Regions from separate parts of the Homo sapiens genome. Here region 2 is linked to region 1. Evidence: chromatin loops called from intact Hi-C (ENCODE). Cell type or tissue: body of pancreas. All regions are shown on one strand. Links, peaks and the distances in the headings refer to the core of each region. The heading gives the core; the rest is flanking DNA.

Region 1 (2,905 bases), core at 179-2,678:
ACCCATGGAAGCTTCAAAGTGGATCTTCAAGGGGCAGCAACTGCAGCCTAGAAAATCCGAGGCCCCATCCCAGCACCTTTCCCTGAGGGACCTGGATCTCTCAGAGCACAGCACCCTGCTCCCTCCACACCCCAGCCCAGTGAGCCGGACCAGGCAGGCCCTCAGAGCAGGGCATCCCTCTCTGTCGTCAGGGGGCATCAGGCATGCCTTTCTGGGCCTCGGCTCCTGTTTCTCTGAATCCCTCTCACCTTCCCTGCCGCCTGCGGCCCGCCCAGCCCAGGCTCCTCATCTTCAAGTCACTATCCCAGCCTGGCACGTGTTGCCATCCTTTCCACTCTGGGCAGCCTGCCTTGGCCATCTTCCGGGACACCACATGCCCTGGCAGCGGTGCTCCTTCTACCTTCCTGGCGTCCCAAATGGCCCTGCTCCACTGGGCCCTCCAGGAATAGAATTAATCCTGTCGTGGTCAGAGGCAGGCTCTTCAGGTGGCTTTCTGGGGAGTGCAGTGCTGCCCCACCCCCACCCCGCTCCTCCACGTACCTCCCAGGCACCCCTGAGTGTCCAAAACACTCCTTAAGAGACTGCAGCCTGGAGGACGGAGGGGCAGGTGAGGCTGCACAAGCCAGGAGCAGACAAAAGGAAACTGATCCCGACCCGAGCCAGACACAGGGACTTGAGTGTCCACACCCCTTAGGAGGATGAGCTCCCATCTTTAGAGAAGAAACGGAGGCTGTCCCCAGGTAAGGAGGCCATGGGACATTTACTCCATCTGTCATCAGAGTCAAGAGCACCCCTTCTCTCTGGGCACAGCCTCCCACAGCCCTGCAAATTAGTCCAGGCCTGGGAGGGACTACCCAACCTCTCATCACTTGGTCGCCTGCCTCTGCCCCCATCTGCTTCCCCCGCAGGCTTCTGGGTGGTGCTCACAGGACCTCCTCCTCCTGGCCTCCCTCCAGACTCGAAGGCCAGGCAGGGGGGGTCCTCGACTCTTTTGACCCAGCCCCAGAGTTCAGGCAGCCCACGGGCCACTGCTTATTTGTGAATTGTCCCCCATGAAAGGGGGGCTGGGGTGGTCAGGCCCCTGCATCGTGCTATGCTTTGGGTGCCACTCCACGGGCGGTCTGGGGCTCCTAAATCGACAAGGCATCCCACGTCGACGTTTGGACCTTCGCTTTGCAGGTTCAGGGACTGTATTTGAGTCGGGGATTTGCCCTGACAAAGTTCAAAAGAAACTATCAGCCAGGAATTGTGTTCTGCTGCCAGAAGAGAAGTGGCTTAAACAACTAAAGGTTTATTCTCTCATAAAAGAATGGATGAAGGCAGCCTGGGCCCAGCCTGTCCCCATCCGCACGATCCCAGCATAGCTGGAGGGGCTCCTGCCTTCGAGTCCACTTCCCAGAGCGCAAGAGCGAGGATGGGGAAGAGGCAGGAGGCCTTGGGCCCGCTTCCCGGAAGTCCCTCCCAGCGGCTCTGCTCACATTCCATTGGCCAGTCCCTGCCGCAAGGGCTACTGGGAAATGTAGTCTTTTCGCTGAGCACATGGCTGCCATAATTAAAGTCAGGCTGCCTAACTAAAGAAGACGGGGAGAATGGATATTTTCTGCCAGAGTGACAAATCCTAGAAAAATCAAGCTAGTAATTTATGGAGGGGGATACATTTTTCTAGTGTCCAGGATACACATCCTTGCTCTCAGGGACCTCTCTTCTCAGAATCCAGGGTCTAAACCACAGGGTTGTTGGTGAATAAGCCTAGAATTAGGAAGGAGAATGGGACAGGTTTGTAGGAATTAAGACCAGCCTCGTCAGAAGCCTTGTCTGCACCCCGCTGCACTTTCCCAGGGAGCAGAAGACTCGGGTCATTCATTCCCTCACACATTCCTTCAGCAAATATGCATGGAATAATAACTGTGAACAGGACATGGTGTGGTGCTGTGGGACAGAAGTGGATTTCTGTCCCCTAGAATCCTGCTGTCAGGTGAGGGGGTGACGGAGGGGACACACACACACACACACACACACACACACACACACACACACAGTAACTAGAATAGCAAAAAGCGAGCCCCAGCTGAGAGAGTTTACTCCAGCTGGAGGCACCAGGGAGAGCTTCAGGGCTGCGCCGTGAAGAACAGGCAGGATTTCAATGTCTTTCACATTCCCATGTGCTGTTGTGTCCCTGGAATGCCCTTGACCCTCCCTGCTGTCCCGCTGCCATGTCCACTGCCTTCTTTCATGCAGCCTGCCAGGGCTTTAGGTTGCCACTCCTTTCCACCACCGTAGGAGGTGCCGGTTTTCAGCCAGCCATGTCTGAGAGTTTGTGTGTTCCCTGCCTGTCCATGCAAACTAGTCTGAAGCTCTTGATTCGTGTCCATTTCATTCATCTTTGCATCAGACTCACCTGGTGAGTGCCTTATGAATAAAAGGTATTATGAAATAGTTTTTGGTGGTCAGGCCATTCCAGGTAAAGAACTAGCAGAGTGTAGACAGACAAGTGTGAGCACCTTTGTCTGAATCTGTTTTCCTGCTGCTTACTTTTGTAATTGACCCTCCATTTTTAGATTACAATTTGCCATGCATTTTTAGTGGGTTGCATCCTTACGTTTTAATTTTATAAGTCAGCCATTTCCACTTACACAGGAAATACTGTAGGATGTAAGGACTATGTTTTGTTATTTAAGTCCAATTTGGAAAGTAATACTTCCTGACTCCATCCCAGATTCCTGGTGTGGGCGCATCTGGGGACCTGTGGCCCCATATTGGCTGATTATAAGTCACAGCATTATGAACCATGGGCATAACAGTTCTGGGGTTATTGTCCTGAAGCTGCACCATCATCTCTTATTTGAGAGAGAACTTCTCTGGTTGTTCATTGGGTGTTCAGGAGTTGTGCGTTCTGCCTAGCCCT
Region 2 (2,905 bases), core at 184-2,683, 130 kb before region 1:
AACAGGGCCTGCTCTATTCAGACATGTGCCGCCTCCTCCCTTCTCCAAGAAATCAGCCTGCCTTGCAGGCTTTGGAACGTGGAGTCATCTTGGAGGTCAAATGCGTCGTTTGCAGCACGCAGGCTGGGGCAGCGCGGCGTGGTGTAAAGGTGCGTGGCCGCGCAGGCTGGGGAGCCTGCCCAGCATTTTGCTGAACACTTGGCTTTCAGATCTCAGATGCTCTGCACCCCACTCCCTCTTACAATTAGAGGAGTGAGGGAGGTGGTTACAAATACTTGGTATATTTAACTCAACCTTGGGTATCTAGATAGATGTTCACTAAATTGAGTCATGAGTAATGCCTGCCAACAGCTTAGAGCCTTGAGAAAAGTACACAAATAAAAACTGCGTGTGCAGACTGTTGGGGGGGAGGAGAGCAGAGCACTGGGTGACTGGCACTCCCGGCGGCTGGGCAGTACAGACAGGCGCGTGGCCCCGCGCCAGCTAGCAGCCCAAGCTGTGCAGCCCAGGCTTCTGAGGGAGGCAGAAGAAAGAAATCCAAGCCTCGGACAAGTTAACTAAGGGCACGGCAGGAAGGAGGTAAAAATATGTACTAAGTGGGCAAGAGAAAGGGTGGGAGAGCAGACAGTCATAAGCCAAAGTCTAAGAATTTCTCTAAAAGTCTGAGGGCCAAGATGAAAGGCGCCAAATGTCTAGGGAGAAGCCAAGGTAAAGCGTCCTGCTGAGGTCGGCAGACACTGAAACAGACATGTGAGGGACGGGTGGGAGTTCTCAGCATTAGAGATGCTGGGGGACAAGCAGGGCCCCGTCTCCAAGACGACGTTCTCCTGGCCCAGGACGGGAGCTGCAGCCCACCCAGCCGTGCACACACACAGTTCTGTGAGTGCCCCAGCTCCTCCCTCCACCTGTCAGGCACACCTGGTACCTACACAATTGAAGGGGCTCAAAAGACCAAGGCGGCAGTCCCAAGATCTAGGCTGTCAGGAGCCCCTCATCCTGTGTGATGTGGTGTAGAGAATACTGCACTCAGAAAGCTCTGGGTTCTAGTCCCACCACCTCCTGTCTCTTTCGCCACCCAGATAAGTATCAAGGGGAAAGGATTTTCTGTGGTGTCAGTCGTAGGAACCTTGCAATGGTTGCTTTGGGCCAGAGCCGCGCATGCTCCACACTGGCGTTTTCTACGTTGGATGGCAGCCCTGTGGGATGTGCCAGGCAAAACTGGCCCTTCCCCCATCAGCCTCACGGGTCAGGTGTGTCCCAGCTTTTCTTATCGCCACTTACGGCTCCGTCATAAGTCGGTCCAAAATTATTTTTGGTGTTGTTATATTTTCTGCCCATAGCACTTCTCCAGGGTCACTTGTTCCTTAGATTTTATTCCCTCCTGCATAGACAGAGGTTTCCCAGCATGCACAGAGGCTGGGAAACTGTGGCTTGATAGGAAATCTTGAGATAACGGGTCCTGAAAGGACAAGGAGCTCTGCCCGGCGGTGCAGCGCCCAGCCTGTGTGTGGATGGCCGCCACCCATCGGATGCCACGCTGGAGACACAGGGATGAGTAAGACCCTGCCCAGGCCCCGAGGATCTCACAGACCAGTGGGAAGGAGAGTTACTGTAGATGACGTTGTGAGGGCCATCACTTAACGTGCAAATGGGAGGCCAGGGAAGGCTTCCAGGAAGAGGTGATGCCTCTCCTGGTTCTCAAAGGGTGGGTAAGAGTTGACAAAATAAGGGGGCAGCAGGAGTTTAAGGCAAAAGAGATGGCATGAGCCAGGACAGGAAGGCAAGAAGCAGCAATAGTGTCTGTGTACATGTGTGCGTGTGTGTATGGGGTTGTGTGTGTGTGATTGGGTGGGAAGTGGGTAGAATACAAGCTATTCGGTGTTCTGGAACTCGAAAGACAGACTGGCGAGAGATGCGGCTGGCAAAGCACCGTCCAGCCCTTCCAGAGACCAGAGACTCCGTGAGGGATTCTGCCCTCTGCTCCCCACTGCCCGGGCCTGGCTGCCAGCAGGGCACCCTGCCCTGTCTGACTGTGACCAGGTGCATAGAGGCAGTGTCCTGCGGAGGGGAGGCGGGGCCCAGGGACCTGGGCTCTAGCTTCTGTATGGCCACTCACAGAGCAGGATGTGGCCGTCTCCCCCTCGGGAGTCTGTTCCTCTCTTTATGAGATAAGGAAATTGATAATGCCAATAATAAAAAATAATAAAATGATGCCTCACACGTGAGGGGCTCCGTGCAGATGAGACTCAGTACGCCCGTGAGCTGCATGGTGATGTGGGTGCCTGTGGGAGAGCACTTAGAAAATGTTAGTCCGATGGGGGCCACCCCGGCTTTGGGGTCTCAGGGAACCTCCTCAGATACTGGGGTCACTCACTTCCCCATCACACCCCACTCTAACGTGAGCAAATGAGGAATAATTTCTTGTTCATGACTTCAGCTGAAGGCTGCAGAACATTTTGGAGGGATTTTGCAGAGAACAGATGTCCAAAAAGTTCTAAAAGTCAAAGATTCTGGAGGTTCAAGTCCTCTTTCTTCTTAAGTGTCACCCAGTTGTCCATCAATGGGGTGACCACGTAATTCCTCATCCAAACTAGGATACTTCTGGATGTGAACTCATCACACAGACAAAAGGCAGAAACATAGACTGTCCTGGGCAAATGCAGACAAATGATCCCCATACATATCGCCAGGTAGGCCCCTGCCAAAATTCCAGCCACAGGGATCCCTTAGATAAGCCTAAAAGAGTCAGATGGCAGGCGACAGCTCCCTTAGAGTCAGGAGGCTGAGTGGGCCAGCTCCATCATTTCTTCGCCCTGGGTGCTAAAGCCAGGCCGTGCAAACACAGGGCAGGTTCCCCTGTCAGACAAAGAGTCTCTACCAGATGTAGTTTCTTCCCATCTCACCA

Evidence for each region. A loop is a pair of places that touch in the nucleus more often than their neighbours do. Peaks named below come from ENCODE experiments on the same cell type or tissue, not always from the same donor. Only the 100,000 strongest peaks of a DNase experiment are listed, where the experiment ranks them.
Region 2: it touches region 1 in a loop (2.7-fold over the local background); 109 of 110 quality-filtered maps call a loop at or near these places.

Annotation. Positions count from the first base shown.
Region 1 is chr12:1,803,255-1,806,159 of GRCh38, reverse strand. The region is part of intron 29 of CACNA2D4 (calcium voltage-gated channel auxiliary subunit alpha2delta 4); the gene reads left to right. It overlaps LOC105369602 (a long non-coding RNA gene), which reads right to left. Exons shown (of 4, transcript XR_931549.3): 2 at 249-457. Among named protein-coding and RNA genes, the nearest start is that of LRTM2, 16 kb to the left of the region's middle. RefSeq lists a silencer at 1,425-1,584 and enhancers at 1,323-1,617, 745-1,667. In body of pancreas, for the core only: no CTCF peak of the experiment used is centred there; a DNase peak (open chromatin) is centred at 1,489.
Region 2 is chr12:1,934,128-1,937,032 of GRCh38, reverse strand. LINC00940 (long intergenic non-protein coding RNA 940) reads left to right here and starts at 457. Exons shown (of 2, transcript NR_036546.1): 1 at 457-579. In body of pancreas, for the core only: no CTCF peak of the experiment used is centred there; DNase peaks (open chromatin) are centred at 452 and 1,192; H3K27ac peaks cover 1,559 bases.